2 separate regions of the Mus musculus genome follow, and region 1 is linked to region 2. A link is a contact called in ENCODE Hi-C or POLR2A ChIA-PET data. All regions are on one chromosome and are shown on one strand. The core of a region is the stretch at or near the end of the contact, and the rest is flanking DNA. Distances in the headings are between cores, read along the strand shown.

The links. Hi-C counts contacts between places; a loop is a spot of excess contacts on that map. ChIA-PET counts read pairs that join two places held with the same protein, here RNA polymerase II (POLR2A).
Region 1: POLR2A ChIA-PET joins it to region 2 with 15 read pairs in embryonic stem cell. The contact joins the promoter of Slc31a1 here to the promoter of Slc31a2 in region 2. A Hi-C loop is called at or near these places in 1 of 37 maps with a recorded cell type or tissue (Patski). POLR2A ChIA-PET finds 5 or more read pairs at or near these places in 4 of 5 experiments (Patski and embryonic stem cell).

What each region holds. Positions count from the first base shown.
Region 1 is chr4:62,358,489-62,362,475 of GRCm38, forward strand. Slc31a1 (solute carrier family 31, member 1) reads left to right here and starts at 2,213. Exons shown (of 5, transcript NM_175090.4): 1 at 2,213-2,355. Fkbp15 (FK506 binding protein 15) reads right to left here and starts at 2,108. Exons shown (of 28, transcript NM_001045528.2): 1 at 1,882-2,108. The coding sequence starts at 1,934.
Region 2 is chr4:62,284,541-62,288,740 of GRCm38, forward strand. Slc31a2 (solute carrier family 31, member 2) reads left to right here and starts at 1,889. Exons shown (of 4, transcript NM_025286.3): 1 at 1,889-2,034. The coding sequence starts at 2,029.

The DNA.
Region 1 (3,987 bases), core at 963-3,462, 74 kb after region 2:
TGATTCCTTGGGTAAGGAATCAGAAGAGCACATGACTGTCACTGTCTGCCTCGTCAGCAGCAGATTCTTTGATGCATGAAAGTTGGAAGCCTTAAAATACCTTCATAAACTGTCTTCAAATATTCTCACATACTAAAGATTATGAAATTAAAATATACCTTGAGACTGGGTGTGATGGCACATGCTTTTTTAATCCCATCATCCAGGGGGAAGACAGGCAGAATCCTGTGAGTTCAAGGTCAGCTTGGTCTATATAAAGAATTCCAGCCAGGGTTTCATAGTGAAACCATGTCACAAATAAATAAACAAACCTTGAAGATATTCAAAAGGCCCCATACACAGGCATACATAAAACAGGCTGTAGCTGAATGTCCAGCCAACAGCAGCAGAGGCTGTAAATGTTTTGGATAACATAGGAAAGAAAGGATACAATGCCCAGTCAACTCAAAAGTAATGGAGCAACTAAATGAATTCAAAGTGGGGCTAAGTGGGTGCAGGCATTCCCAGGGGTCCCGGGAGAATGTGCTGGTCAGAGAGAAATGCAGAGCCACTCACTGGGTGTCAAAAGATCTTAAGTACTGAAGACCAAATAAGAGGGGCTGGGTAAAGTGCTTATTGTATTGAGTTCAGATCCCCAGCAACCACAAAAAAAAAAAAAAAAAAAAAAAAAAAAAAAAAAGACAAGTGTGGTGATGGATGGATACTGGGAGCTTGCTGGACAACCAGTCTAGTCAAAATGGAAAACTCAGGTTCAGTGAGAAAACTTGTCTCAAAAACTAAAGTGGAAGTGTACAGAGAAGGACCCCTGATACTGAACCTCTGTCCTCAACAAAGATGTTCACAACATGCATACATGCATACATCTCTCTCTCACACACACACACACAATCAAAAGAAAGCCAGTCATCTTATGGTCACTCCTGTATTGACTGCCCAGTATTCTAGGAGACTAATCATTATTGGTAGGATGATGTGTCAGTCATTCTTAAGTAGGTTCATCACTATGCACAAAACTTGTAAAGCAGGCGTTCAAAGAAGGGCTGTGCAAAGATGTGAGCTTTGCAGTTAACAAGTCTGAAGGGAGACATGAGGTCCACTAGGACAACGCAAGGGAAAACACTGAGCTAATTATTAAAGGGGGGGGGTGGGGTGGATCTAGCCTGCCGTTAAAGACTTCTCTCCCAAGATGGCATATATGATGTTTGAAAGCAGAAGAAAACGAATAGTCTTTCCCATTGGCGTTACACCTTAGGGCTTAAAAAGCATAATTTCGCAGGCACTTCGTGAGCAATCAATGTGCACCAGGAGTTACTGTTCTGAGACCTAGACAGAAATGAGCAACCATAAGCAGTTCAGTCAGGGCTTAGATTTCAGTAGGTTCCATGTGCTAAGGCTTGTGGAAATATGGAAGATGAAGCAGACTATTCCTCCCGGGACTGTGAAAGCAAAGAATCACCAAAAAGGTAACCTCTGAAGTAGGCTTTGAAGGATGCCAGAGATGGCCCACCAGGTCCTGGTTCAAAGTGTCACCATCCTGTTCTCGGGGAAGAGAAAGTCTCTTGAGTTTACAGCTCGTATATTTATTATAGGAGCTGACTCCTATATAAACTCCGAGGCAAGCAGTCTCCCCAGCAATCCTCTCCATTTCACTGGAGAAAGTGTGATTCACAAAGCAAAAGGGTGTCAAGGGAGGTTCCAGTTCCTGAACCCAGACGGGCCGAGGTGACACCGCTACTCAGAATGCGAAGGCTGAGCGGTGGAACGCGCCGAGGGTCTGTCTAGACCCGGAAGTTGGGAAGCGGCCTGAGAAGAGCCCGACCCCTGCAGCCACCGCGCCAGTCTCTCAGCCCAGCGCTCGGGTCCCGTTCCTCAATCACTCACCCGCCGCTTGGCGAGAGGAAGTCGGTGTCATCCTCGTCTCCGGCACCGAACATCACGTCGGCTTTCGCCCAGCTGAAGGGAGGAGGAAGTTGGATGTTCCCAGGGCCTGTCACCGCCGGTAACGTAAAACGCCGTGGCGGCGAGCTGCTTTCCGGCAGGACAAACTCTCTCAGGGTAGTGAGGCCCAGAGGAGACCCAGCGGTGGAGGAGGTGGAGCAAAGGCAAATGAGGAGGTGAGCTCCCAGTGACGCAAGGCCTCACCAGCCCTCCGAGGAGGTGGAGTTCCTAGGTTCTGAGCGGTGATTGGTGGGATCACCCAGGGGGCGGGTCCAGGGCGGGAATCCGCGGCCTTTACTGCGGTCGTGGGACACGTCGAGCCGGGCAGTAGTGGCGGGGGCTTGGTAGAAGTCCGTACCGGACTAGGGGATCCAGTTCTGAGAGGAAGACTAAGGCGGCGGGGCTTACCCTGTGAAGGTAAGGTCACTCCCCTCCTTTTCCCAAACCCGGCGTGTTCGCTGTCCTTTTCCCTCCCGAACCCTGGACCCCCCGCAGCTCCCTTAAGCTGGGCGGAAGGAGAAAGAGCCCCGGACTAGAAGTCATGGGATCTGAGCCGAACAGTGGCAGGGATCTTACAGCGACATTGCTGTTATGACCTTAGGGCAGGGTGCTCGGTGCCTCAGTTTCCCCATCTACGCAAAGGACCGCGTGTCCAGTGTCTCCATATGCGCTTTTTCAAGGTTTTAAATCTCTGAAATCATCGAGTCTGATCCGGGTCTCTTCGTAATAAACTGATCTGCAGGCAAGAAGACAGAAGAACTAGCCACTTGGGTGACTAGTCCGAGGTCACACAGAGTGAAGAGCAGACCTGGTCCTTTGTATCAGGGTTTAGAGAGCTGATGAGTGAGGAAGCCTGGCCCTTAACTAGACTGTGTGGCATAGGACTTGGGAAAGGACCCTGTTTCTAAAGTCCAGATAAGAGAGGTCCAGAAGAGCTGGGATATTCGGGAGGGTGGATGATGGACGAGACTTTGAAGGTAGAAAGTCCTCAATCCAGTTTTGCTGAGCTGAGTTTTGTTGCCAAGGTTTTAAGTCAACATTGGTTGTCGCTGACTTTTCTGCCTCCAGTTTTCGCCCACTCTGTTGCATGTCTTTCTTCTATATTTCTTTGGTTAGCCTGTTTTGTTTTTGTTTTTGGGTTTTTTTTTTTTTTTTTTTGAACGATCTTGCTTAGCCACGCTGTGGCTAAGCAGATAGTGTGTCCCAGTGTCCATTTCCACAGTTCTCATTGGAGTTCTTTCTGGTTTTCTTCCCAGTCAGGTTGATCCTGTAAGTGTCCCTTTCCGGAATGTTTTAGTCTCTTCTGATGATACTAAAGAGATTGGAAGCTCTCTCCCAGAGAACTTTGTACCTCTTGGCACTTCCCCTGTGGGGCTTTTTATTACAGTTTTTGAACTACTAACTTGTAAGTCTTCTTGCCCACAGTGGATTCTCATTAATTTTTTATTAGATTGAATAATATAACTTAGCTTTGTTCCCTTGTTCCTTAATTTACTCTCGGTTTTTTTTTTCCCCCGTGCGACCCAAAGAGCCAAGCAGTGGCTCTTGTCTTTTATAGGTAGCTTCCAGAAAGATAAAAATGCTGTACTGGCTGTGAACTGTCTGGGTTGCTTGGTCTCTTTTGTTCATTGAAGGTGACTGTACTATTGTCTAAAACTCCAGGGGAGGGGGAAGGGGAAATAGTGTAGTTAGAAATATTATATGTTACTTACAATTTTTGTGAGTAAATTATTCCTGTTTATCTGAGGATAAGGCTGCTGGCCTGCTTCCTGTGTTTATTTTACAGATTAAGATGGTTAGAACAGTGAAATCTGACTGGTAAAGCAGTGATACACTGGAATCTGGGTGGTAGGACTGGAGCCTGTAGCAGTAGCTCTGTTTAACTTGTGAAATTGAGTGGGTAGGAATGAATGGATAAGTTTATTCCAGGAACGCTTTCTTTATTTTTATTTTCTTTCTTTTATTTTTGTTTATTTATTTATTTATTTTTGAGATGATCTATTTATGTAGCTCTGGCTGTCCTAAAACTCATTATGTAGACCAGGCTAT
Region 2 (4,200 bases), core at 639-3,138:
GGTGCTCAGTTAATAGGGCCCTATGCTTCTCTCCGGGATGCCGCCGCCTTTCCTGCCTAGATTTTGTCTCAGGATCCAGATCTATGCTGTGGAGATAGGGGAGTGAAGTGAGTCCACAGGCTGTCTAAAAAGAATCCAGAAAGAAAGAATCCTGACACAGACCCCAGTGTGGATAGCTCTGGTGTAATGTTAAGGTCTAGAATTCTGTATCTGAGTCCAGTTCCTTTTCCTGGGAGCCAGGGAAAGGGCAGTCAGTCTTTGGTGGATTATGAGTAACCAGCTGCTCTTGAATACAGGATTAAAAGCTGTAACCATAATATCCACAAGGAAGCTAGAACTAAGTGTGAAGGTCATCAGATTGGGGCAAAGCCAACGAAAACCTTCGAATGAATGAGGCTAAGTTGCTAATCTTTCCATGGGTAATAAGGGGGAAGGGGCATGCATTGGCACAAGAGCCTACTCATGGCTGCTACTGTGGGAGGCATAAAGCAATAAAAAGTAGCCCCAAATTTCCAACTCCCTCCATTGCTTTTGGGTTCCAGAGGCTTCAAAAGGCCTAGCCCATTAGCCACTGAGGTTAGATAGATTTTTACCCTCCTGTGAGTCCTGCAGATATGTTTTCTCTGAGGCTGTACAACTCCCCTTAGCTTTGGCCAAACTCTGTGTGACCCTGAGCTTAACCTTTTGCAGGTGGCTCTCTCACAGGGTGGAAATATTTGCTGTTAATCATGACAATGGCTTCCATTTATCACACAAGGCTCCACTGCCAGGTTTAATGCTGAGAATTCAACCTGTGTTTTCATCTAAGTCTTTCAACACCTATGTGACATAGACTCTAGTATATATTTATTTTTAAATCTGATCAGGAAGCTGAGCCTTAGATGTATAAAGCTGTTTATCTGAGGCCTCATGGCTAATACTCCAGAACTCAGGATTTGAGCTGAGATGTCCGACTCCAGTCTCAGTGTCTCAGCTAACCCTTGGTCAGAGTTCTTTGAGGGGAACATATGGGCAGATTGGTTGGCAAAGGATTGCCAAGTGTGTTTAAGAACGTATATGAAAGATTCTTGATGTTAGGGAAAGAATTAATGTTAAAAGTTTGATATATATTCCTGATAAAATTAAATCAGTGAGATGAAAAGACAATACACACACACACACACCAAAAAAAAAAAAAAAAAAAAAAAAAAAAAAAAAAAAAGCAATGGAAATACTAACGAGAGAAAAAGTTTATCAACCTAGTAAGAAAACAAATACAGCCTAGTGCGTGTGAGGGAGAATGAGAAAAAAGCAGTCCGTAAGCCGAAAGCAGCCCTGGGGTGTAATGGAATCTGAGCCCCGACCTTGGACTTCGGGACTGTGAGAAACAAATGTCCATGGTTTATAAGCCCGCAGTCTATTATAGTTTGTTAATGTAGCCCAAATAAACTAAGATTTTTTAAATTACCTACAAGGAAGATGAAAACCTTGTGCAATATAGAAACGTAATCATTGTGAGAATGTACACAGAAAGAAAATTACAACTGTGCACTGCTGTGTGCTCATCAGATTGTAGAAGATAAAGTGGCGACAGGGAGCGTCTAGGGCGTAGTTGATTTAATGCACTCCTAATTTGTTGTTTTTGTGTTCCTGGGATGAACCTTTTAATTTTGCACTCAACATGTGTTAAGCTTAACGAGATATCTGATCAAAAAGTAATAAACATTTTCATGCTAATTGCCAAGGCAAGGTCAATTACAGGTTGCCTGGGCCGCTGGGGATTTCGGAGATGTCGCACAACTCAGGGGTTGTGCGCGTGGGTCCCCCGCGGTTGGCGTGGCCTGGGCCGTGAGGTGGCGCGCGAGTGAGGACCACAACTCCCAGGCGCCCGCGCGCCACCTCACCGGGCCACGTGACTCGCGTGGCCAGGGCGCGGTAGCAGCCGCAATCCTAGTCGAGTCCCAAGTAGAGTCCTGAGTAGAGTCCCGGGCTGAGTCCCGAGCAGCGAGCGGACAGACGCGACCCGGGCGGCCGTCTAGTGTGCTCACCATGCCGGTGAGTCTGCGCTGTGCAGCGGAGGGGACGAAGGTGGACGGGCTGGGCGGTACCCTGGAGATCCTCGCAGCTCTCGACCCCGGGGTGGGGTGGGGGGGAATGTGTCATCGCCGCTGTCACAGCAGGAGTAGGGCTGGGGAGCGCGGCAGGAAAAGCTAGCTGTGGCTCTGGAAGTTTGTCCCTCTCTGTTAGGTAGGAGTCAGTCACTACAGCCAGGCCAGCCCCAGCTGGGACGCTGCAGGTGGGTTGGAGAGCAAGGACAGCTGTCCGCGGTCCCTTCCCGGGCTCTAACCAGATTTAGGGCATTCCGGAAAGGTTTCCTCCAAGGGTGGTCCCGCAGGGTTCAGCCCCTGAGTACACTCCCCCCGCCCACCCCCACCCCCACCCCCACCCCCGGCTCGGCCTGTCCTGGGCAGGTTCCTGGAACTGTTTCTTTAACATGGACCCAGTTACTCCCCCACCTCCCAATCTTTCCTATGAATCCGAAAGTAGGGCTTTCAACAGACGTGTTTTCCTGGTGAGGTTCCTCTTAGACAGAGAATGACAGCTTGCAAGACTCTGCTCTCTGAGGAAATCCTCTGTTTCTTCATGTCACAAAGGTGTCTGAATGTACGACAGGAAGTCTAGCCAGGCTGTTTGGTGGAGAGGCGTCCCACCTCCTGCAGATCCATTAGTACAGGAAATGGATGGGAAACCCTTAACAAAGGTCTCCAGGCAGTCAGCAGCACCACACAGGCCTCCATCCTTTTCTGGTGTCTGGTTAAAAACGAAGGCACTTTTCTTTAAATTTAACCACAAATAAAAGGAAAACAAAAAACAAAAAAAAAATCAAGTCTTGAGAATGGTTCTTTTCTTGGCTACGGTCCCTCCTCTGTGAGGTGCCGCCCTGCATAAAGCCTCGATAAACTGCCATAGAGGCAGATTTATCTCCAGTGGGAACTCGATAGGGTTCTGCCCTTGCATACCTCACCGCAGAACCTGCCAACTGAAAGCTGCGGTCCCTTTTCCTAAGTCTGGGTGTGCTGATTTCAAATCCTTTTCTTTAGCCAAAATACAGAAGTGAGGAAGGGCAGGGGGAACAGGAGTTTTGAACTCGGTAGGAAGTGGAATGAATCATTCCTTATGAGTGAGGACACCCTGCAGTCTGTCCTGACAGCTGCCTCCTGTTCCTGCTTCCCAACTCTCCCAGGCAGCTGCCTCTCCTCCCACAGGTGGCATTGTCTCCAGGACATCACTGGGCCTCCCTGCTCCTCCCTGCTTCTGTCCCCTCCTGTCCCCTCCTGTTTCCATCTCCCTTGCTAAGTGGTTCAGATGCCCCCAGCCTTCTCTCCTTGGTCTCAGCCTGCACATTTCTAGCATAAGAAAAGGAGAGATTGCTTGAGAGAGGTGTCTAGGTTTTCCTGTAGATGCAAAGGGTGTTGGCTTTTTTGTTTTTGTTTTGTTTTGTTTTGTTTCTTCTGAGGTAGTTGGCCTGGGTCCAAAGAATGATAGAATAAAATGAGTTGTGGAAACTCCCAGTTGACCAGATGAGCTACCAAAGACATTCCATTCATGCATGCCAACTGCTTTACCAGCCAGACTGGGTGAAGGCGTGCTGAGCACAACCTCCACCTGGCAGAGATGGTGCGGGAGGTCTCTCCTGCAGGCCTATGAAGGCACCTGTGGTATACATGGAGTTATGCCTGTTTGCTTCACAATATTGTTCTTTTGTGAGCATTTTCCCCAGGCCATTAACTATTCATGTGGAATTCTAACGAGGAGCCTCAGGATGGTGGAACTCAAAATTATTTTCCTATTTGGTACTATTTTAGCTATTTATATCTGCCAAGTGCTGCTTTCATATTAGGAAGATAAAGTACTCACTCACTAGTCATCATGATTCTGAAGTGACTACTCGTATCTCCAGATAGAGGCTCTTACGTAATTTACAGGGCCAGTACCTACCTGTACCTAGTAGACAGGGGATGGGGTGATTCAGACCGCTTCTCTAGGCATGCCCCTACAGACACCTGCCCCAGAAATACCCAGAGTGCTTATGGCGCATGCTACCATTTGAAGCTAAGAATGTCAGCTGGAAAGTTGTAGGACTCTAAGTGCATGGGCCTACAAACAAAAGCTCAGTTAAGTACCTGGCAATAGCGAAGGTGGGATGGGAACTAAACATGG